Linked DNA regions of Homo sapiens: region 1 is linked to region 2. Evidence: chromatin loops called from intact Hi-C (ENCODE). Cell type or tissue: MCF 10A. All regions are shown on one strand. Each heading gives the region's core, and the rest is flanking DNA. Links, peaks and the distances in the headings are about the cores only.

Region 1 (5,382 bases), core at 162-5,161, 270 kb before region 2:
CCCTTTATTTCTCAAGCTGGCCGGCACTTAAGGAAAATAGAAAAGAACCTACGTGAATATCGGGGCAGATTCCCCGATATCTGGTGCCCAACGTGGATTCCCCGATAGAGTTGAGGCTACTCCAAGGAGAAGGAGGAAAAAGTCTCGAAGCCCAATGGCACGTACAGAATGCAATTGGTACATGGCTACAGCTGTGTTGTCCAATGACAGCCACATGTGACTAGTGAGCACTTGCAATGTAGCTGGTCTAAAGTAAAATACGCTGTACATTTTCTACTATGTTAAAAAAAATAAAGTAGCTACATTTAAAAGTAGAAACATGCAAAATTAATTTTAATAATATTTAATATTTAATCCAAAATATCTGAAGTGTCATTTCAATGCATGGTCAATACAAAAGTTATTAAGATATTTTACAGTCTTTTTTTGGTACTAACTCTTTGAAATTCTCTGTGTATAGAGTTTCTTTGCTTCCATCTATCTTCTCCCCAGTACAGTTTGGGACCCTCATCACAATCAACATCCCCATTTCTGCTTTCTAGCCCAGGCTGTGGATGGTTGGCCACACTTCAAGAAATAATGCAGCATTGCTAATTATTTTGAATGTCCATCATTTGCAGAGTATCTAACATTAAAAATAATAATAATAAGGCACCTCTACACACACTGCCTCTCTCTAACAACCCAATAATCAAGTGAGGTGCTGCAAGCAATACAGTACCCCAGGGGTTATAGACAACAAAGAGGACTGCAGGGCTCAGTGATCTGACCAAGGTCACACTTCAGTGAGGTCTTTTACCTCTGGGGCCAGGGTTCTTTCCTCACTCCACCACTAGCACAGCTCTTCAGGCTGGTGTGTGCTAGGGAAAGTAGGCTGCTCCTCTTGCCTGCCTTGGAGCGTCCACCACTGGGTGGCTGTAAGGGGCAATCTCATAGTTATAGGAACAGGTCAGGTGGAGGCGTAGGAAGGAGGAGGCTGTGCTAGCAGTGCAGACGCACGTCTGACAGGCTGAGAGGAAGGTTGTACCTGGATGCAGCTTGTCTGCTGGAGACAGAAGCTGGCAGGGTGCCCCCCTGGCCCTAGAACCTGCTGCCACAGAAAGTGATCATCAACAAGCTCCTAGGCTGAACCCAACATTTGAAATACACAGCTGCTTCATAAGCAGGGCTCTCACCAAGTGTGTGGCATGACAGCTGACTCAGTCTGTGGCTAATCCTGCCAATGGTTCCTCCTGTAACTTCTGTCCGCTTAATGCAATCGCCAGTGTCCTCTGCTCTCATGTTTAGGGAGCCAACTGCAGGGGACACTGCATGTGTGTTGCTGGACAGGCTTGGGACAAGGGGGTGGGGTGGAGGATGGACTATGATGAATCATGGATCATGCCAGCTCCAGGCAAAGGATTCAAATTCAATTTTTTAAAATGCGCACCTGTCAGCCAATTGCAGCACACCTAGGTACCAGTTCACAAGTTCAGCTCTAGAACATGACACTCTTAAAGCCCTTTCCTCTGCCTTCCCTAAATGGTAAAAAGAGAATAACACTGGTTAACTCTGAGAATTTACTATATTCTAGGCACCATTCCAGGCACTTTATTTGCACTAAATCATTTAATCTCATAAAACACCTATGATGCAGGAACACTTATTCTACTCATTTTACAGATAGGAACTGCAGTACAGAGAAATTAAGTTAACTACCCCAGACTGCACACAGAGGAACCCCAGAAGCTGGGATGGGAACCCAGACAGGGAGGCTCCCAGAGCCTGGCCCTCTGTAAAGGGTATCTAGTGCCAGCAAGATTTGCTTTCTTAATGAAGGAACTGTCTTGTCTATTTTGATGCTAAATGGGGACACTGGCTTCATCACACCTCTTGAAGACAGGGTCACCCCTACCCTATCACAGAGGGACTGGAAATGAATGTCTCCGCCTTCCTGCCAGCACAGCACATCTTTCCTCTTTCGGAGAGATTTTCCCTAGAAGCCACAGTGGACACTTGCAGGAGGCACCCAATTCTCTGCTCCCTGGGGAGTTCCCTGTGGTCTTCCCCTCACCCCACCTCCCGCCTCCCTGCCCTGCCCACAGCACACGCCTACCCTGCCTGGCTCTGCCCGCTGGCACCTTTTACCTCCCACCACGCTCTTCCCTCTGCCTGGACTCTCCCTTCACCTTCTAGTTTCCAGCAGTGACTCACCCAGAAACCTTCACCCTCCTCTGTTTCTCCAGGCCAAGGTGCCCGTTGCCTCCTCTGGAGCCCTGCAGCACTTGGCAAATACTCTCAATACAGGAATTTACACAACTCATTTTTATTCATGAGTCTGTCTCTGAAAACTGCAAGTTCCCCCAGGATACACTGCAAATGCTAAGAAGGCTTAGAGAAATAATAATAATAATAATAATAATAATAATAATAACAATAATGAAAATGGTGTCCGTTTAGGTCAGGCTGACCTCCTATGAAGGGACCTGGCTTTCTGGAACCTGCTGTCCTGGTTCTTATCCTTACTGTTGGACCCCAGGCTGACCTTGAGCCTTGAGTGATGTCCCACATCCCGTGAGTCTTTTCCAGATGGCTTTGGGTCCACAGCCTGGTTTCTTAGGTCCAGGGACACTCTCTCTTGCCTGCCTTGTCACCTACTGGTGCCTGCTCACCACAGAACAGGTACCAATAGGCCTGGCTCACAGACAGGTCATATCTTACTGAATATAGAAAATGTAGAAAGAAAAGTGAATTTTGAGCCAGGAATGATGGCACATCAGAAGGAAATACCTTTATAGAAGTTTCTGGATATAGTTTGTAACTTTTCAGCCCATAACATGCTCCCAACTCAAACCACTTCGAGAGCCTGCTTTCCCCTTAATCAGGTATTCTCAGGCTTGGCATTATTGACATTTGGGGTTGGATAATTCTTTGTTGTGGATGCCGGTCCTGTGCACCGATGGAGGCTTGACAGCATCCGCAGCCTCTCCCCACTAGATGCCAGTAGCACTTCCCCTGTGTTCCAACCCTGTTATGACAGCAACCAAAAATGAATCCAGACACTGCCAAACGTCATGAGGTGCAAAAGCACCCAGGTTGAGAAGCTCTGCCCTAACTCGCCCTCGAATCCTGCAATCGCTCACTCAACTTCATTCCCTTCAAACGCACCATGATTTTAGACACTCAGACAATACACCAGCTTCAGCCCCCCTTCTTCCTGCTGTTGCATCTGTTTTTCCAGTCAGCCACCAACTAAAGATAATTGTATCTTGACTTGTCACAGGTTTGAATTTAAATTCCACCCCTTACTAGCTGTGTGTCCTCTGACAATGCAGGTAACCTCGCTGTGCCTGCTCTTCATCAGCAGAATGGAGATAATGGTATCTCAGAGGGCTGCCGTCAAGTTCAAAGACATCCAGTGTGAAGTGCCTGGGAGGAGCAGGCACCTGAGAATTCATTCGTTCCTTGGATATCCAAGACCACTTCTTCTCTGGGAAATGAGAGAGCAGAGGGGTTGCAATCCCCACCCTTTTGCCTCAGTTCCCCTGCCCCAGGGCACTGCCCGTTGCCCTTTTCTTTTCTTTTTGAGACGGAGTCTTGCTCTGTTGCCAGACTGGAGTGCAATGGCGTGATCTCGGCTCACTGCAACCTCTGCCTCCCGGGTTCAAGCGATTCTCCTGCCTCCCTAGTAGCTGGGACTACAAGTGCATGCCACCATGCTTAGCTGATTTTTGTATATTTAGTAGAGACGGGGCTTCACTATATTGGCCAGGATGGTCTCGAACCCCTGACCTCAGGTGATCCGCCTGCCTCGGCCTCCCAAAGTGCTGGGATTACAGGCATGAGCCACCATGCCCGGCCCCACTGTCCTTTTCTATGTATGTGTGGACAGAGGGGCAGTTCATCCACAGTCAAACCTGGAGGACCGAGGCAGCACCAGGAACCACACCAGAGGCCACGCAAGGGCATTCCCTGGGCCTCTGTCCTGACCTGGAGGACAAGGGCTCATCACTGCAGCACCCTTTCTAATAAATCCACCGTACTGAAGATCGATCGGTCAGCACGTTTCCCTGGTGCCTTGAGCCTCAGTCTGTTTGAGGTCCTGTAACAATACAACAGCCTGGGTGGCTTATAAACAACAGAAATTTACTTCTCACAGTTCTGGAGTCTAGAAGTCCAAAAGAAGGCGCCACCAGAAGATTTGGTGTCTGTTGGAAGGCCACTTTCTGGTTCACAGATGGCATGTCCTAGGTGTACCCTCACGTCATGGAGAGGGCGAGGCACCTCTCTGGGGCCTCTTTTATAAGGGTACTAACCCCATCATGGGGGCTCCTCCATCATGACCTATTCGAGTTCTGTTGAAATCTAACCCACCTTGGGTTAGGATTCACACAAACATTCAGACCATACCACCTTGGTTCATGTCAGCACCCTCATCTCCCATATCCACCTCCCAACCCAGCGCAGCCACCTGTCTGAAGGTATAATCTCTTAATGGAGACTTCTCCATACGACTTCAAATATGGTAGACGTTTTCCAATATGGTATCATAGGTATAGAGCTCTACATAAAACCCTCTCCCTCACCCCTTTATATAGTCAATTCTCATTATCCAAGATATAGGTTGAGCATCCCTCATCCAAAAATCCAAAATCTGAAATGCTCCAAAATCCTTAGTTTTTTGAGCGCCAACATGACGCTCAAAGGAAATGCTCATTGGTAAGGAATATAATGCAAATATTCCAAACTCATAAAAAAAAATCCAAGATCCAAAACACTTCTGGTCCCAAGCATTTCTGATCAGGGATACTCAAACTGCAGTTATGTTCTAGAAAGTCTCCACAAACACTGAACTGTTGAATACGGAGCCACTGCTGAATACGGAGCCACTGCTGCTAGGGGAAATACAGGGTTAGGTTCCTGCGAGCCTCTGTTCACAACATTTTCATCAACTCATCACCACATAACCTTGTGTTAAGTGTGTTTCTGTTTAAACAAACCTTATTTAATGTATATCTTTGATTCATTAACATGGAGCTCATGGCAAACAATGCTGTAACTCATGCCTGCATGAAGCTTCTTTAACACACATATTTTCTCTGTAAGGCAAATCACAGGTGTCCTGTGCTTAGGAACACTAGACAGCTCTTCAGCACTGTGCTTGGGGCCTTTTCAAACAGTAAAATCATCAACAAAAGCACAAAAACATGGAAGAATATGACATCAAATAGACAACAAAAAGGATACTTGTTTACAGCATGAGAGCTGAAACAAGAAGGAAGAGGTTGCTTTTTTTTTTTTTTTTGAGATGGAGTCTCGCTCTGTCACCCAGGCTGGAGTGCAGTGGCACGACCTCGGCTCACTGCAAGCTCCGCCTCCCGGGTTCACCCCATTGTCCTGCCT
Region 2 (5,382 bases), core at 276-5,275:
CACCACTTTAAATCGTCCCCTGCTCCTACCTCTCTTTAATTTGTCTTCTGCTCTATTTTCTTGCTCAAGTCAGCTGATGACTTTTCACAAAAGGAAAACGCAGGTACTTCTGGGCAAAGCAAGAAGGGATGCCCTGTATCACCTTCTAATAGCAAGAGGCTGGTATTCCTGGAGTTCTGGAGCATCTGCAATTGGATACCTTACGGCTGCTCCCTGAGATCACTGACTGACTTCTGAGATGTGTGGCTGTGGTGACGGGATGAAGTAGAATAATAACCTGGATTCACTGGACCCCAGGGATGTGTTTTTCACATTGTGTTTGCTCTGTGTAGACCCAGAGTTCCACAGATACACAAGGGAATGGGGACACTTTGTGGGTGCAGCTCTGACCAGTGGTCTAGGTGAACTTGCTTTTATTGGCTGGTAAGAGCCAGTTGTTATTTTTTATAAATTCTGTGATCTGGTTGTTAAACAAAACCATTAAAACTCAAAGTAAATAAACATGCAATTAAATAAATTAGTAAAAATAGAGAAAAATACTCAAAACTCACCATTTTTAGTTATTTTACTATATTTTTCCATTATCTGTGCTCTTGAGATTCCGTACGTCTATTTTAACTATAAGGCAAAACTAATATATATTATATATAACTAATATATAATATATATAACTAATATATAACGTATGTAATGAATATATCTTACAATATATAAATATATTATACTGCTACTGCGCATCTCTACCCAATTCTGTCTTCAGTGAAATTGACCAAGGTAGGAGTATTAACACACCACAGAAATTTGGAAAAGCTTCAAAACAGAACTTTTCCCCCTACGAGAACCAGTTGTTAATATAGTTAACATAGGCTTAGGGGTTTGGAAAATCTTGAGGAAGACCAGAGCAGAAGCCTAGGCTGTGAACTATGATACAAGGGCAGGTGTTGGGTACTTGAGCATGGAACTTCCAGAGGCAGAATCGGGGCTGAGTGGTGACTGAGTGCTATGGGCTGAATTATGCACCACCCCCTATGTTGAAGCCCCAACTCTCAGTGCGATGCTGTTTGGAAATGGGGCCTTTGGGAGATAATTAGGTTTAGATGGGGTCATAAGGGTGGAAACTCCATGATGGAATCAGTGTTCTTATAAGAAGAGATAAAAGAGAGTTTGCTGGCTCTTTTTCTCTCTACCATGTGAGGATACAGTAAGGAAGTCTTGAGGAAGTGAGCTCTCACCTCTCAAGAAACCAAATCTTGTAGTACCAGCCTCCAGAAGTGTGAGAAATACATTTCTGTTGTTTAAATCATCCAGGCCATGATATATTTCTGTAGCAGTTTGAGCTAAGACACTGGGTGAGGAGTATGAAAACACTACAAGAGGAGTGATGCAGGGCTCTGCAGGAAAGCCCAGGGGTCCTGCCAGTCAGAGCATCCTAACAAGGACATTGGTACCCTATGAAGCCCTATAGTGGAGACAACAGGCAGCTGAAATATTTTCAGACTTCAACCTGTGTCAGTCAGCGTATAATAAGGAGACAAAAAGCACACCAGTTATTTTAACAGAGAGAATTTAACATCAAGAATTATATCTAATTCTGTGAAAAAAGTCAATGGTAGCTTGAAGGGGGTAACATTGAATCTGTAAATTACTTTGGGCAGTATGGCCATTTTCACGATATTGATTCTTCCTATCCATGAGCATGGAATGTTTTTCCATTTGTTTGTGTCCTCTCTTATTTCCTGGGTACTGGTTTGTAGTTCCCCTCGAAGAGGTCCTTCAGATCCCTTGTAAATTGTATTCCTAGGTATTTTATTCTCTTTGTAGCAATTGTGAATGGGAGTTCACTCACGATTTGGAACATACACCATGGAATACTATGCAGCCCTAAAAAAGGATGAGTTCATGTCCTTTGCAGGGACATGGATAAAGCTGGAAACCATCATTCTCAGCAAACTAACACAGGAACAGAAAACCAAACACTGCACGTTCTCACTTATAAGTGGGAGTTGAACAATGATAACACACGGACACAGGGAGGGGAATATCATACACCGGGGCCTGTCAAGGGGTGGGGAGCTAGGGGAGGAATAGCATTAGGAGAAATACCTAATGTAGGTGACGGGTTGATGGGTGCAGCAAAACACCATGGCATGTGTATACCTATGTAGCAAACCTGCACGTTCTGCACATGTACCCCAGAACTTAAAGAATAAAAATAAAAGAATTATTATCTGGGTATGAAATAGTTATCTAGTTAAGTGAGGGTAAAAAAAAAAGACAAAGGTTTCAAGGTGTCAGAACAGCAGAAGTGGCAACCTCCTCCAGGGTTGGAGGAACAAAGGGAAGATCTTAAGTTTTTTTAAACGTAGAAACTCCGAGGAGGAATCCTGTGAATTGAAACTCAGATCCTTCAGGGGCCTTGTTGCTTGGTTGCAGCTGGGCTCTATGGGGCTGGAAGAGAGCAATCAGCTGCTTTTTGCAAATAGTGAAAAAACTAGTTTCAGCTGTTGCCACAGGAAGAAACCGCTGCTGCGGAGGGGAAGATAGCAAGGTGAAGGAGACTGTCACAAGCTGGAAGGAAACAAAGGAGCAAGTTACTCATCTCTCTTGCAGCCGCACAGTCTCCGTCTGGCGCCCTCTGTTGGTAGTGCCTATTCAAACACCAAGTGGATGTGTGACTTTCAGAGAGCTCAGAGAATTGACACTTCTGGATATGGTGTAAGGCTGCCCCTTGAAGTGGGAGATGATTAAGCCTAGATAAGGGCAAGAGCCTGAAGCTCAAGGAGAGACAGCACTTCCTTCTGCCAAATCCGAAACTGAAAGAAGAGATGGCCCCAATGCTTTCTTGCCAAAACGTTGCTTTGACTACTCTAATGTCAATTTAGGAAGGAAAAAAACATTGCTTCAGCTTTTTTAAGGGTTGAAAGCTTAAGGAGCAGTGTTTGGGAAATGAGTCAGAATTCTGGAAAAAGAATAAAATAGATATTTGAAAGAGAAGGATCTGAAACCAAGTGAAAGCCTTGATAAGCACATTTCTTGTCAGCATCTATTTAAGTGGCCCATTTAACATAGGGTGCTGTTAAGCTATTTTTTCATTAGATAGGAATTTAGTCATCTTATATGTTTGAGATTTTTAGGTATATTTTAAGTTTCAGAATCTTCTCTTATTCTCAGCTGACCTCCTTTCTAAAAAGAAGTGAGAACTCCATATCTCTGCCTTGGCATCCAGTGACTATCAACAAAACCCTAGTAGGTCACCTTTTCTGATAACAGTATCTGCCTCAGTAGAGAAAATCTTTTGTCCTCTAGAAAAGTATCTTAGCAGCTGAATCTCAATAGCTATGATCTACTGCTTACCTTTCCAGGGGAGGGCCAGGCTCCTTGGTTAAATGCTACAGGATGTAGCAGTGAAGGAGGTATAGTTCCTGCCTACAAGAGGTCATAATTTAATAGAGGAGGCAGCAACACAGCCAAGACAGTACTTGGAGGAGCCATAACTCTGCCCAAGGGTGGGTTAGGGGGCTTGAAGTAGTTAAAGAGTGGGCAATCTGCAGATAAAATGGCACATCTGTGGTAGCTTCTGAAGAACAAGCAGTAGCTTGCTAGGTAGAACAGCGAGAACATTCCAGGCAAGGAGAACTCTATGGTGTGAAAGAGGATTAACAATAGGGGGGGCTACAGAGAGGTCTCTGAAGATAAGAGGAGGCCAGGTCATAAAAGAATCTTACACGTTCTTTGAGGCATTTGACATTTATCCTGGAGGTGATGGGGAGCCATCAGAAGAAGCTGCTTATGCAGCAGCTGTGCAGTCACCAGTGTCTAGAGATGGCCCACGACAGAGATACTTTCATTCCCCCAAGAACTGCACTTCCTACTCCACATGGCTCATCGCACAAAAACCAATTGCAAAGGCTTAGACACAGAACTGTTGTTACTGATACTTCTGCAAATGCTAAGCTTTGGCTGTTCAGAGCGAGGCCTCCAACTAGTCCCTTCCTCTGTCTGCTTTGAGTTATATTAATTATTGTTGTGTAACAAACAACTCCAAAGCACAGAGCTTAAAACAACCATGAATTGTCATTGCTCATGGATCTGCAACAGGGCTGGTGTGGCTCTGCTCCACGTGCTTCTGATACTTCTCCTAGGACCAGCAGGCTATCCTGGGCATGTTCTCCCAGAGATGGCAAAAGAGCCAGAAGGTGGGTGAAACATGTGCATCCTCTTAAGGACTAGGCTCGAAACCATTCACTGTGTTATTGGCTGATGTAAATGTCATGGCCAAGCCCAAAGTCAAGGCTCACGAAAATACAACCTGCCCACAATGAGGCCATTAAAGCTGTGAAAGCAGAGAGGGATGAGAAATTGGAGCCAATAATACAATCTACTACACCCATCTTGGTGACTTCATTCTATGGATCCTTTTTTCCATTTTCTTCTTCCTCATTTGGATGGGCACTAACAGATGAAAACTTAAATTTCAAAATGAGTCTCAGGTCTCACTTCAGGTGGGCTACTGATAGTATATTTCTTGTGGTGGCTTTGTGCAGTGTCGACCTGGCTAAGCTAGAACTACATTTTCTGGAATTCCCTTCCCTGTTCAGTGAGCCCTGGTTGGGGTTGGCCAAGACAGAAATATGTCCCAGTTTTGGAAGTTAAGAGTCATATCATTAGGCACTGTCGTCACTCATGATCTTGGCATAGTGCCGCTGCCAAGCCTACCTCTCCTTCAGCTTGTGCAGGATTTCCTTCGTCAACTTCTCTGAATCTTGGCCAAGGTATACATACAACTCCCTGGTAAAAGGCACCAGTATGACCTGCATCATTGAGGTTGGAAACAAAAGTATGTCCAGATTCATTCTCATGGGTTCCAGTTTGTCCTTGCTTCCTCTGTTTCGTGTCCATCTTTTCTTTCTGATTTATTCCACTGTTGACTTCAGCTCTAACCTCAAATATAGAAGAAATAGCTTTACATAGACTGCTTAATAAGTTTTCACAGTTTTTTAAGGTCTAATTCTCATAATAGTAAATCTCTCATTCTCTCATTCTGTATTACTCATTTTGATTCTGTTTTTAAAAATCAAACCCTGATACATCTATGATTAGAATAGGTGATTTAAAATAGTTGAAAGGCAGATCATGGGTTGGTCCTATTTATTTGTTCATTCATGTTTTCATTCATCATCTGTACATTTACTGGGCATCTGCTACACGGTAATCCACTTACTCTGGATATAAAGGTCTATAATATAACTTCTATACAATAAGAGTCGCTGCCCTGGAGATAATCACAGTCTACAGAGAGCAATGCAATAAAGCAAGAATGATAATGCAATATGGTAACTGCTAATAATAAAGAAGCACAAAGTAGCACATGTATAGAAATAT

Evidence for each region. Hi-C counts contacts between places; a loop is a spot of excess contacts. Peaks named below come from ENCODE experiments on the same cell type or tissue, not always from the same donor. Only the 100,000 strongest peaks of a DNase experiment are listed, where the experiment ranks them.
Region 1: it touches region 2 in a loop (3-fold over the local background); 5 of 110 quality-filtered maps call a loop at or near these places.

The regions. Positions count from the first base shown.
Region 1 is chr15:91,971,297-91,976,678 of GRCh38, reverse strand. The region is part of intron 2 of SLCO3A1 (solute carrier organic anion transporter family member 3A1); the gene reads right to left. Among named protein-coding and RNA genes, the nearest start is that of SLCO3A1, 120 kb to the right of the region's middle. RefSeq lists enhancers at 1,590-2,090, 2,091-2,591. In MCF 10A, for the core only: a CTCF peak has its summit at 2,974 (motif pointing right); DNase peaks (open chromatin) are centred at 2,178 and 3,018.
Region 2 is chr15:91,703,873-91,709,254 of GRCh38, reverse strand. No RefSeq gene overlaps it. Among named protein-coding and RNA genes, the nearest start is that of SLCO3A1, 150 kb to the left of the region's middle. In MCF 10A, for the core only: CTCF peaks have their summits at 2,438 and 2,641 (motif pointing left); DNase peaks (open chromatin) are centred at 2,624 and 4,714.